Regions from separate parts of the Homo sapiens genome. Here region 2 is linked to region 1. The links are chromatin contacts, found by Hi-C in ENCODE. All regions are on one chromosome and are shown on one strand. The core of a region is the stretch at or near the end of the contact, and the rest is flanking DNA. Distances in the headings are between cores, read along the strand shown.

The links. Hi-C counts contacts between places; a loop is a spot of excess contacts on that map. Pooled maps may share reads with other maps.
Region 2: a loop to region 1 is called in a pooled map, with 2.6 times the contacts of the local background. The contact joins the enhancer-like site here to the promoter of CCNL1 in region 1. A Hi-C loop is called at or near these places in 1 of 168 maps with a recorded cell type or tissue (ascending aorta) and 6 of 50 pooled maps.

Annotation. Positions count from the first base shown.
Region 1 is chr3:157,155,860-157,161,595 of GRCh38, forward strand. CCNL1 (cyclin L1) reads right to left here and starts at 4,288. Exons shown (of 11, transcript NM_020307.4): 1 at 3,933-4,288; 2 at 3,546-3,620; 3 at 3,007-3,116. The coding sequence starts at 4,235. RefSeq lists enhancers at 3,500-3,569, 4,203-4,932, 5,020-5,069, 5,090-5,149 and a silencer at 3,710-3,919.
Region 2 is chr3:158,720,417-158,726,717 of GRCh38, forward strand. All of the region lies in intron 1 of RARRES1 (retinoic acid receptor responder 1), which reads right to left. Among named protein-coding and RNA genes, the nearest start is that of RARRES1, 8.9 kb to the right of the region's middle. Within about 2 kb of position 2,700, at least 26 of the 41 ENCODE cell types and tissues checked have a DNase peak (open chromatin) inside an H3K27ac peak, as active enhancers do; they include ascending aorta, where a contact is called at or near this core.

The DNA.
Region 1 (5,736 bases), core at 3,038-5,537:
ATTCAGAGAAAACTCAAAAATAATTTTCATTATCAACACACAAACTAACTCAATCTCTGCTTTAAGTTTCTATTGTCCAATTTTTCTGATTTATACGAGAATTATTTTCAGCTTTAGAAAATCCTGGTCTTTGGTCATTAGAAGTTTATTATTATGGTTTGTTAGAGGAGCTATTTTCCTTTAGCATGATTATGTAATTGACATATAACTCAACAACAACAAAAATTACAAAGTCCAAACATGGTTAGTTTCATTTATGTGTTACAAAGACTGAGAAATATTGGAACCAAGTCTTCAAGAGACTATAACAGATTGGTAGTTTACAAAGAGGCATACTGCCAAGCAATATACAAAAATTTGTAATGCCTACTTAAAAGTAGAAACATCCTTTATAGGTATTTAAACAAACTGAAGGCCACCTTGTAGAGCCACAGAATTATACTGTAGAAAGGTGGTAGACTAAATGACATCACTTAACACCCTTCCAATTCTTACCTATCCAACTTTTATTATCTATGGATACACTGAAAATACATTGTATTTACTAATGAGAATGGTTAAACCAGTCTTTGAAAATTTTAATACGCTGCATCTCAAAAGTAAATATTTGGAAACTAGAACAATGAAAAAGCAATCCCCCCTCTAAATTTAGCTGTTTATTGTCAACTTAAAAGATAATTATCGAACCACAAAAAACTGAAGGAGGAATAGGCCAAACAATCCAGGTTGGGGACTAAGCACTGGTACTTTTTAAAAAGCTCCTCTGCTAATTCTCAATGTGTAGCCAGGCTGAAGAGACCAATGACCTACAAGCAACATGAATAATGTATCTCCACTGTAATTGTCAAAGTCACACTACAATTTAAAGTTATGAATAAACTAGATTAAAACAAATAGCATCATTAAGACAAGTGATATGCTTTACCTAACCAATGTATAATACTGATAGTACTTTCTAATGACATTAACCTATGCAAAAATAAATACAAAGCTATAGTTCTAATAACTTGGACAGCAAAGACAAAAGCTTATAACAAGAAACAGGAGTTTTTCTAAATGGTTCACCAGTGGCCAACCTGTTAGTCCCCGATTCCAGTGACCTATTCTCAGAGCACTGGCTTCTCCTTGGGGATTTTCGATACTTCACTCACTGTTGCCATGACGACAGCTTCATCTCTATGTACCACTCCACATCACCCAGGCTTTGGTAAATGTAGCTGGTCGCTGTATAGTCGGTTGCAAGGGAAAAAAGAGTTGAAGTTAATAACATATACAAGTTACGTGCTTGAGTAAACTTGTAATATGCATAGAAACACTTTTACATCCTGCTTTAAAAAAAGGCTTCCATGCAATTAACAACTCCTTTTAAATTTTGCTATAATCAGACTTCTAAGATTGAAACAAAATCAGTTTCTCTGTAATAATGACCCAAAAAACAAAGTTACATCAGACACAACAATCAGGTGAGATTATATTATTTTAAATTCCATGGTTTTTACAGTTAAGACCTATTCTAACATCAACGAAGTAAACTAGTCTCACAGGAAAATTCCACAGAAGATAATCATGTGATTACATAATAGTTGGCTCAATGGTTCAAAGAATACTAGAAAACCATTTCCTTTAAGCAAAGAGAAACCTTTGACTAAAGATAGAGCCTTGTATTAGTGTCATTACTTTAAACATCCTGAAGAATCAGCCAGGTATCTAAATACAGATTTAACCTCAGACCATACCAAAGACCAATTTGAAATCTTCCCAATTCCCAGGGACTCATCAACAAACTAAAAGATATTTTAGAATTTAAAAAGTACTCTATCCCTGGACACAGTTAAGGTGAATGAGAAAAGATGGGGGAGAAAAAGTATGTAGGAAAACTGTTGCAGACTTTTTGACTAGGATACTCTTTTTTTAAAAAAGAACTGTCTGTAGACTCACAGAATAGACTAGTCATCTTAAAGTTGCTTTAATATTTGCTTGTCTGAATAGTTCCATTACTGCCAACTTACAGATTCAGCCAATAAGGACTACTCATATAGAATACTAACAGCACTAACCAACATACCCAACCCCCAGAACAACTTATAATCCTTTTAATAACTTCCTTTCAAACTCAGTACAATTTGTCTAACATCACTACAATTCCTTAAAGAGTGAATGCAAAAACTATTCTACACCAAATATATCATTCTGCAGCATGTACTGGAAGTCACCTGTAGATGCAGGAAGTCCTGCAACAAACTTTTTGGTACTGCCTCACAGGAACACATAGGTCCACATAAAATTATGTTACCACAACACCTAGGAGATACTATTTCAGTCTCTGTATTTTCTTACAACATCAAATAAATGGCCCTATCTAAATGCAACCCAATCAATCTTACTTGTTAATTTTCTAACCCACTCACTGAGACTGTATCTAACCAAAACAAAATACCTGTTTAATCCCTTTGACTTCAAACTTCAAACTTTATCATCCTGCAGTCCTTTCAGATCCGGTATTATTCGATTTATCGTAGTTCAATGTTGAGAAGTACTCTAACAAAAGCCAACCTCAATTGATAAAGAATTAACTGGGACTTCGAGTAGAAAAACATAATCTACACAGAACTTTGCCACAATATTAACTTAAACTACAGTGTTTAAACTTCCAGCCTTCAGTCTTCCAGAGAGGGGAGAGGAAAAATAACTTACAGAATACACTCACACTTGAGCCAAATGTACTCCCTTTCTTGTTTAATCTTAAGCCACAGGCCTGGCTTCACAGCACTGTTAGGATTGTCCATAAATGCAACTGCCTCTACAAACTTTAGATAACCGGTTAATTATGTTTCTTTTTTCAAATTATTTTAAGTATCAGTGTTCCTATATGAACTTTAACACCTAAATTAAAGTCCGTTTTCTTTTGCATCCGTATTCACTTGAAAGGAAAGATGTTTTGATTTGATGACTGGTGCACGGTACAGCAGTAGCAAGAGATACTATGTTCAATAATGCCAATCTTACCTTTTTCCTCTTAACTGGCGGAGGTGGTGGAATACATTAATCACATCTCTTATTCTTCTAGGTGCTTCTTCGATTTTTGATGCAAGATTAATACAAGCCATAGCAACAATCTGAAAGAACCCATGAGCCACAAAAGCCATTGTTAGATTAAACTCACTTTGAAGAATAAAATTTAGAACACAATTGGGACAACCTTTAGTAAAATTAGAGAAGACATCTCTATGCCGTAAGTCTACCAGCTATGCTAGTACTATACTTTTTGTTGTTTAACTCATCTTAATTTTGGTTCCAGAGTCAAACTCAATCTTACAGGAGTTCTGCATTTGGTTGAAAACTGTACTTTTCGTTAAGAGGGCACTTAGGCTCGTGATCGATTTTGAACCACATTCTAAAGGTTTCCACTTCCTGGCGAGTGAGAAGTAGGTACAAAGGCCTAAACTAAACCACTCCCTTTCTGGAAAAGCTGGCTGCTGACACTACCCCTACTCTGCCCATTTCCGGATGAAGAAATCCCTTTTACCCGCCTCCGCTGTGCTTACCTCGAAACTGTGTTTGACGAAAGATTTGGAGTAGAAAAAACGATGAAACAACACCTGCCCCGTTGCCATCGCCACCTGCAGACAAGAGAGGAGAACGGAAGCGCAGGGGTCAGGCGGGCCCGCTCCAGGCGCCGCCGCCATTTTGTGCCGCCGATCGCTTCCCTTTCCCCTCCCGCCGCCGCCGCCGCTGCGAACAGCCCGCTGCCAAGTCCTCCCTCCGCCTCCGCAGCCCCCCGCCCCGGCACGCCCCGGCCGCGGCTGGGCCCCGAACGGGAAAGCCTGAAGGAACCGTCCCCACCCTCCCGGGGCACGGTGATACTGAGATGCGGCGTAGGGGACGGAGGAGAGGAGAGGAGCGCCCGGCCGGCCCGGGGCCGGAGCACTGACCTGCGGCAGCCGGAGGAGAATGCCGGCGGCCTGGATGAGCTCGCAGCCCAGGATGCGTAAGTCCGTCTCACTGGGCAGGTCGAGCCCATCCTGCATGGATGGGGTGGGCGAGAGCCTCTCCTCCGGAATCAGAGAGTGGTCGATGGTAAGTGAAACTTCCGAGTACAGGCGATCGCCGATCAGGATCCCTCCCGTCGTGGTCGTCGTCGTGGTCGTCGTCCCGGAGCTGGAGCCGCCCGCGCTTGGGGCGGCCGATGAGGCGGCTGCGGCAGCAGTAGCTGTCGAATGAGGCCCGGACGCCATAGTCTTAGCGAGCCGCACGCAAGCCCAACGCAGCCGGAACCCGAAACAAGACTAACCAGCGTTCTCGGCGCGACGGATATTCCCGTGACCGCCGGGTTCTGGGCCGCTTCACGCCGCGTGCGCTTCCGCCCTGACGTCACCACGCCGGGCAGCCGCGCGCCAACTAGTCCCTCCAGGCCGCGCCTCCGCCCTCGGCATCTGGGCCTGCGAGGGGAGTGTTGGGTGCTGCGACAGACCTTGGGATCCTCAGAGGCTGAGGAGGCCTTCTCTAGCCAAGGCCGGTCGAAACCACCTTGTTTGTGATAGCCACACGAATAACGGAGCTTTACAAGATCCCTTATACCCAAAATAGAGGTGGCAGCATTGGCTAGCATCTCTGCGCCCCTTCGCCCTGCATTCCGGCCTCTTCCTTTAGCCTCGGCGCGGCTTGCGTTCCGCGTGTACCAAGGGAAGTGGCGGCCGACCTGAGCGCGCTTTGGCGGGTGGAAGTGGTGACTTTGTTGTCCTGTGTGGACGAATGTGTAATATAAAGTGACCCTCAAGGAATCTGGAGAGGGCTGCTTTACAGTATTTGAAGAACACAGGGCTGTGGACCCTATCGGTTCCCAAATGAAAGCTCCCCGGGGAGCGTGTTTTTGCCAGTATGGGGAAGTAGGGCGGAGGCATAGGAATGACCGCGAGAGTGGCTGCTTTCATAGCTCCGCTTGCGAAACTCCTGCCCGGCCTTTGACACCGCCACGGCTTTCAGTAATCTGGAAAATCCCTAGTTTCCAAAAATAGTCTTAGGGCGAGGACTTGACAGAGGTAATTTGATTATGCCTGGGAGTCTCTATTCATACATGGTTACCTACCGCGGGTAGGGTGAGGTCAACCTCGTGTTTTTTGTTTTTTTTCCTGTGATATTAGCTAGCAATTTCCAGCGTTTCCTGAACCTTGAAGTAAAAACAATGATACTGATCTAAACTACTAGAATCTAGGTTGGAAGGAAAGGAATGCATCACGTTTTACTCTTGACGCTCAGAAAGCGATACCCCAAAGACAGAGGCTTTAGAAGCTGCCTCATAATGCAGGTCCCCCAACCTTGACTTGTTGCTCCCACTTTTCCCAAGTGCAGGGAGGTACTCTCTGAAATTTCCTTTCCTGACTAGAGAAGCCTCTTTGTAGAAGAATCAATCGCATTCCTCCCCTCGCTGAAATCTCGTATCCTATTTCAAAAAGACTCAGAAATGCAGCCATTCCTGGAGGGACTTTTTCACAAGATTACTCAAAAGAAAATTATTTACTAATTTCTGTCCATTCATTGTTCCTAATAATCATTTGCTGCTCCTCAAAATAAATGTCTACATTTCTCATCTACCCTTTCCCCTATGAAAAAAAGATATAAAATCTTCTGTACTCCATTAAGCTACTGGGTAATCATCCTCCTGCTTTTACCCCGGTGTTATGTATCCCTTTTCTCCTGTTAATCGCCTGTTATCAGTTGATTTTTTTTTTCTTTTTT
Region 2 (6,301 bases), core at 1,450-3,949, 1.6 Mb after region 1:
CGTAACAAAGTACCACAAACTAGGTGGCTTACAACAACAGATATTTATTCTCATACAGTTCTGGAGGCCAGAAGGCCAATCTAAAGGTGTCAGCAGGGCCATGCTTCCTCTGAGACTCTGGGTAGAATCCCTCCTTGCCTCTTCCTAGTTTTAGGTGGTGGCTGTCGATCTTGGCATTCTTTAGTTTACAACTGAATCACTCCAATCTGTGCCTCTATTATTGTTTGTTTGTTTTTGAGATGGGTCTTGCTCTTTTCACCCAGGCTGGAGTGCAGTGGTGCAATCATAGCTCACTGCAGCCTCAAACTCCTGGGCTCAAGGGATTCTCCGGGCCGCCTTTATCTTTAAATGGTGGTCTTCCTCTGAGTCTGTTTGCATATCCACATGGCCTTAATATTATATAAGGACACCAGCCATTGGATTTAGGGCCCATTCTAATCCAGTATGACCTCATCTTAACTTGATTACATCTTCAAAGACTCTGTTTACACTTAAGGTCACATTCTTAGTCACTGAGGGTTAGAACTTTTTGGATATAACATTTCTTTTTAGAAGACACACCTCAACCCGTAACAGATGGAAGTAAAGGTGATCCAAGACTTTAGAAGGAGCCCCTGGATGCAGACCCTTTCAGACAAGGTATAAATGAAAGTATAACCCAGTGCAGGTGGGGACATCTCCAGGAAGGACTAGGATTAGACAAGCCGAGAGAGGGAGAGGGTGCTCTGGAAAGGTAGTGTGTGTGCCAGGGCATGGAAGCGAGCAGACCAGCCTGGGGCAGTTAGCAGATTAAGTCAGGGTAGACTTGGGGTTGAGGTTACAATGGTGGGTGGGGGATCTGATTAGAGATGGTCTCTTACAGGGACTTCATTCTAGAGCAGTGAGTCTCAAATCTGAGTGTGCCATGTAATCCCCTACAGGGCTTGCTAAGACCCAGCATGCTGGATCTACACCGACTTTTGATTCAGGAGGTCTGGGGTGGGGCCTGGGAACTTGCATTTTAACAAGTTCCACATGATGCTGATCCTGTTGGTCCAGGGACCACACTTGGAGAACTCTCTAGCTACTGAGTGGAACCACTGAAGGTCTAAGGGTTGCAGGTAGGAAGTGACATGTAGATCAGATGACAATCACTAGGATACAGCTGACCACTAAATAGGAGATTGACGCCGAGACTATTCTCTTCAAATGCCTGAGAGTATCATCAGGACCAAATGAAATGGAGGAGTGTTCTTTCAAAGTGTGGTGACTTCAGGACCCTGGAGTTTCTGGTGAATCAGGTTATGATACCTTAGAAAGTGCATGTGGCAGGTCTACCCTCTGCTTCTGCAGGTGCAACTGATAAACTCCATGGTGACACAGTATGTGCTATTCTTTGAGAAGGAACACTTGGGCTGGGCATGGTGGCTCATGCCTGTAATCCCAGCACTTTGGGAGGCCGAGGTGGGGCAGATCACCTGAGGTCGAGTGTTCGAGACCAGCCTGACCAACATGGAGAAACCCCATCTCTACTAAAAATACGAAATTAGCTGGGCGTGGTGGCGCACACCTGTAATTCCAGCTACTCGGGAGGCTGAGGCAGAAGAATCACTTGAATCCAGGAGGTGGAGTTTGCGGGTGAGCCGAGATGGCATAATTGCACTCCAGCCTGGGCAACAAGAATGAAACTCAAAAAAAAAAAAAAAAAAAAGAGTATCCAGAAGGAACACGAAGAAGGCAGTTTGGACTAAAATAATTTTTAAAGAAAATTCCCTCCTTGCTTCCTGTTAGATGGATAACTACTTTGTTTTATAATGACATTTGTATATGCACCAAGAAGTTAAAACTGTTCATTCTAATAGCACCTCTACAATGTCATGTCCTGTTTTCAGTGAAAGCTGTTTATACTAAACCACAAAGCTTTGTTTTCATGTTAATGGATCAAAGATTTTTCTTCCAGTAGGTGTCTGCACTATCTTTACATTAGGCACTACCCACTTTTTTTGAAATATTGCATAAAATCACCAAAATTGCATAAAGTCAATTTGAAATATTAAAATATTTAAATATTTTCCAATATTTGAAAGATTGGGTAAAGTCATTGAAATATTGGGTGTGTTAGAAATGAACCCAAGGAACTTGATGAGGGACAGAGAATGGGTATTTATGTATTCTAAGAGCACATTTAAAACATCAAACAATCCTGGCCGGGCGCTGTGGCTCATGCCTGTAATCCCAGCACTTTGGGAGGCCGAAGTGGGCGGATCACGAGGTCAGGAGATTGAGATCATCCTGGCTAACATGGTGAAACCCCATCTCTACTAAAAATACAAAAAATTAGCTGGGCGTGGTGGCGGGCGCCTGTAGTCCCAGCTACTTGGGAGGCTGAGGCAGGAGAATGGCCTGAACCCGGGAGGTGGAGCTTGCAGTGAGCCAAGATCGCGCCACTGCACTCCAGCCTGGGCGACAGAGTGAGACTCCATCTCAAAAAAAAAAAAAAAAAATCTAACATCCCCTTTAAACTCTCTCAAAACACCACAAAAACGTGGAGCAAATAAAAGAGCAGGGATGGTGTCCTGGAGAAACCTCGCTGTGCACCACCCCATGGAGGAGTCTCCAAAGACATGATTCTGCCCAAAGCTTCTCTACAGAAAACACTTCCCATTTTTCCCCCTCTCTGCAGTGTCTGTCATTGGTTGCTAAGCGCTGGTCCTTCCTGTTGTGTTAGTGCCGGTTGTGACAACGTTAATTTCCTGTTCTCAGGCTGGCAGTGGGTGGGTGGGGACGAGCTCACAGGTAATTCCAGTCTCCCTCCACGCATCTTGGGACTCACTGGTCTAACAGACTCAGCTCCTAAATGTCGCCTCCAGCATTCACATTTGATAAGAAAACATAAATGTCAGGCTATTCCAGTAAAAGCAAACTTCGTCATTTTATAAGGTTACTTTTATGAGTCAGGCTTGGTTGGAGATAAGTAAACAACTCATTTGTGCATAGAAATTGCTGTGCTATCCTTATGTTCCAGATGGAGACAGCATCAGTATATTATATTATACCCTGGAATCATTTTATTGCATTTTCCTTCTCTCGGGCAAGGCCAGATAAAGCAAATACAGTTTATGGAACAGAAGTCAGTTACCTTCTGATCAGGCCCAGGCAGTGGGGCCCAAGGAGCTCTTTGCGTGCGAATGCTTTGCTTTCTCAGGCTAAGTAGCAATGGAGAGGAAAGCCAGAATACTGTGTGTCCTCTCTCTCAGCCAACCCTGGGTCCCACGTTCTTGATTTGGGGTAGGAAGCGAGTGGAAGTGGCCAGAGGCAGCTGCCCCCTCCAGGTCCCCTCTGGCCTCAGGTGGGGATAATCAGAAAAGGCTGGTTGAGAGCAGGACATGAGGCTTCAGGTCTCCTTTTCTCCTGCTGGGAGCAATGGGAATGGGCTGGGTCCTGGCCTGTCTCCCTGTTCCAGGTGCCTCAGTGATTTCAGCACCCTTCCAGCTACCTTCATTTAATTTAACAAATATCTAATATTTGTCTCTAGCAGGCCATGTGCTAGTGCAATGAAGGAGATAGAGACATGATATAATACCTTGCGCCCTGTAGAAGCTGACCGTCTCGTTTGGGATAGGCAAGCACATGGGCAGAGTGGAAAGAAAATTGGCTGTTCAGGAGCTTTGACAAAGCAGCCTATGGTCGAGTACTGAGCTAGAGAGGAGAGGGCAGGTGGGTTCACATGTGAGGTTAGCAAGGCTGCAGAGGTCAGCAAGACAGGAGGTGGGAGCAAGAGCTGCATTTTCTGGGTACCGGCATATGTCGGGCAGAATGGTAAATATTTGCAGGAGCTCACAGCCAGCCTGGACACGGGGTGTGGTAGGCTGAATAATGCCCCCCCACAGCCCTTGCCCGAAGATGTCCACTGCCTAATCCCTGGCATCTGTGACTATGTTATTTTACATGGCAAAAAGGATTTTGCCAATGTGATTAAGGATCTTGAGATGGGATTATCCTGGATTATTCCTGTGGGCACAATGTAATCACAAGGGTCCTATGAGAAGCAGACAGTAGTGTCATAATCAGAAGATGCTATGCTGTTTGCTTTGATGGAGGATGGAGTCATGAGCCAAGGAGCACAGGTGGTCTCTAGAAGCCGGAAATGGATTCTCCTCTAGAGCCTCCAGAAGGAACAAAGCCCTGCAGACACCTTAATTTTGGCCCAGGGAGACCCATTTCAGGCTTCTACCCTCCAGAACCATAAGTGAGTAAGTTTGTGTTGTTTTAACTCACTAAATCTGAGGTCATTTGTTATAGCAGCAATAGGACACAATACCAATACAGAATTACTGTGATCCTTAATGTCATGTTCTGTGTGGGCATGTGCCCTTGGGATGACCACGGATCACATACATCCTATACACAGCCATGGTACAAGACTCCCTTTCTTTTTTTTTTTTTTCCAGACAGGGTCTCACTATGTTAGCCCAGTCTGGAAGGCAGTGGTGCAATCAGGGCTCACTGCAGCCTCAACTTTCCCAGGGTCAGGTGATCCTCCCACCTCAGCCTTCCAAGTAGCTGGGACTACAAGTACGTGCCACCACATGTGGCTAACTTATTTTTTGTAGAGATGGGGTCTCATCACGTTGCCCAGGCTGGTCTTGAACTCCTGGGCTCAAGCAGTCCTCCAACCTCGGCCTCCCAAAGTGCTGGGATTACAGGTGTGAGCCAACATGCCCGGCGAAGATTTCCTTTTGTAATTTGATTTTTCTGGCTAGGGACATCCTGAACAACCATAGCAAGTCAGCCAGAGTGGATTTGTTATGGCTACTGTCTCCAGCCACTGTGGGACTATCTCTGTGAAACATTCTTCAACTGAGGCACCATCCAAAAAGGCAAATAAATGCCGAGGTCACATAAGTGTCATACATCTCTGGGGCGATACACTGCTTAACAGCAAGTGAGATCAAGTTTCAGGTTGGATTTGGGCGAGTGTGTGTGTATGTATAACCTTCCATGCCTCACAATGTCAGTCGTTGTGGGCTGATTATTTACATGCAGTCTCCAGCAGAACAACCTAGGTCCTTAAAGGATGAGTCTGCAGCCAAGCCAGACTTCTGGCAGTTAACAGTCATGACCCACCACTGCCGGTCTTGATGTGGGACATTACTAATGCTCTGTGATTACATGCATCCTTGGCTATGACTCCACATGTGGAAAGCCAAGTGGAAAATGTCGTGGGCTGGTAAAAAAAAAATTGTGGTTTAAAAACAATTTATTATAAAATGGTAAAAAAAACATTCCTACTGGCTAGCTCATCCGGGTGTAGTTAGCTTAGGAGATTGAGGCAAAGTGCCAAGGAGGTCAAAGTCAAAGCTTTAACCCCGGGACCTAGTGGCCTTTCTCACCCCATGCTAGACCCAGACTCTGCGATCAGAGTCTGCAGACCGGATGGCTGCTGTGGTGGGTGATGGGGTGGAGACCGTAGGCACATCTGTGCTATTTCAGCACAAACATTGCCTGGAAGGAGAGATTCCTGCCTGTCTCTTCTGTGCTTTCAGAATTGTTATGTTTCATCCTTAGGGCAGTGTGAGGGCACTGAAGAGATCCTAGTTTATCTTGCAAATATCCCCCTCCCTGCTGTTCTTTCCTAATGCCTATAAAAGCCCTTAGGAGCTTTCCTTACATGAAAATTAAGACTAGTTCACTTGAGTATTTTATTACTTATCTTCTCCCTTAGTTCACTTGAGTATTTTATTACTTATCTTCTCCCTCTATGTTCATTGCAGCCTTTTTAATTCTCCAGTTTTTGTTTCAATGGACAATTTAATGTTTTGCTTTCCTAGTCTCCTGAATCACCTCAAAATTATTGACATTAATGGAGAGAAGACCTCAAGAGCAGTAATTAAATTATGTTGTATTAATGTGCTTTATAGATTGAGAAATCACAAAGGAATAAAGGTTTTCATAGTAGAGTAAGTGCTCTCCTAACTGCCTTGTGGCCTAGTGGACAGGGCTCCATGCTTGCTGTCAGACCCACGGTGGACTGAACCCCCGAGCACGGGCTCCTGCCTAGTGGCCTATATGGGCCTGGCCTGATGCTTACCCAAAGCCAGCTGCTTTGCTCCCAAACTTGCATATATCAGATGTACTTAGTACCTCATTACATAAGTAAATATTCTGTAAACTGGTGAAGAGCGGGTACAAACAAAGATGTCATGTCCATGAAGTCAAGTTAAATGCTTTAGAAATTTAGCTGTTGAATTGGTGTTAATAAGCTGAGATTAGGCAAGGAAAAGTAAAAGCAGAGGGTTGTTCAGCATATTCTTTGAGAGCT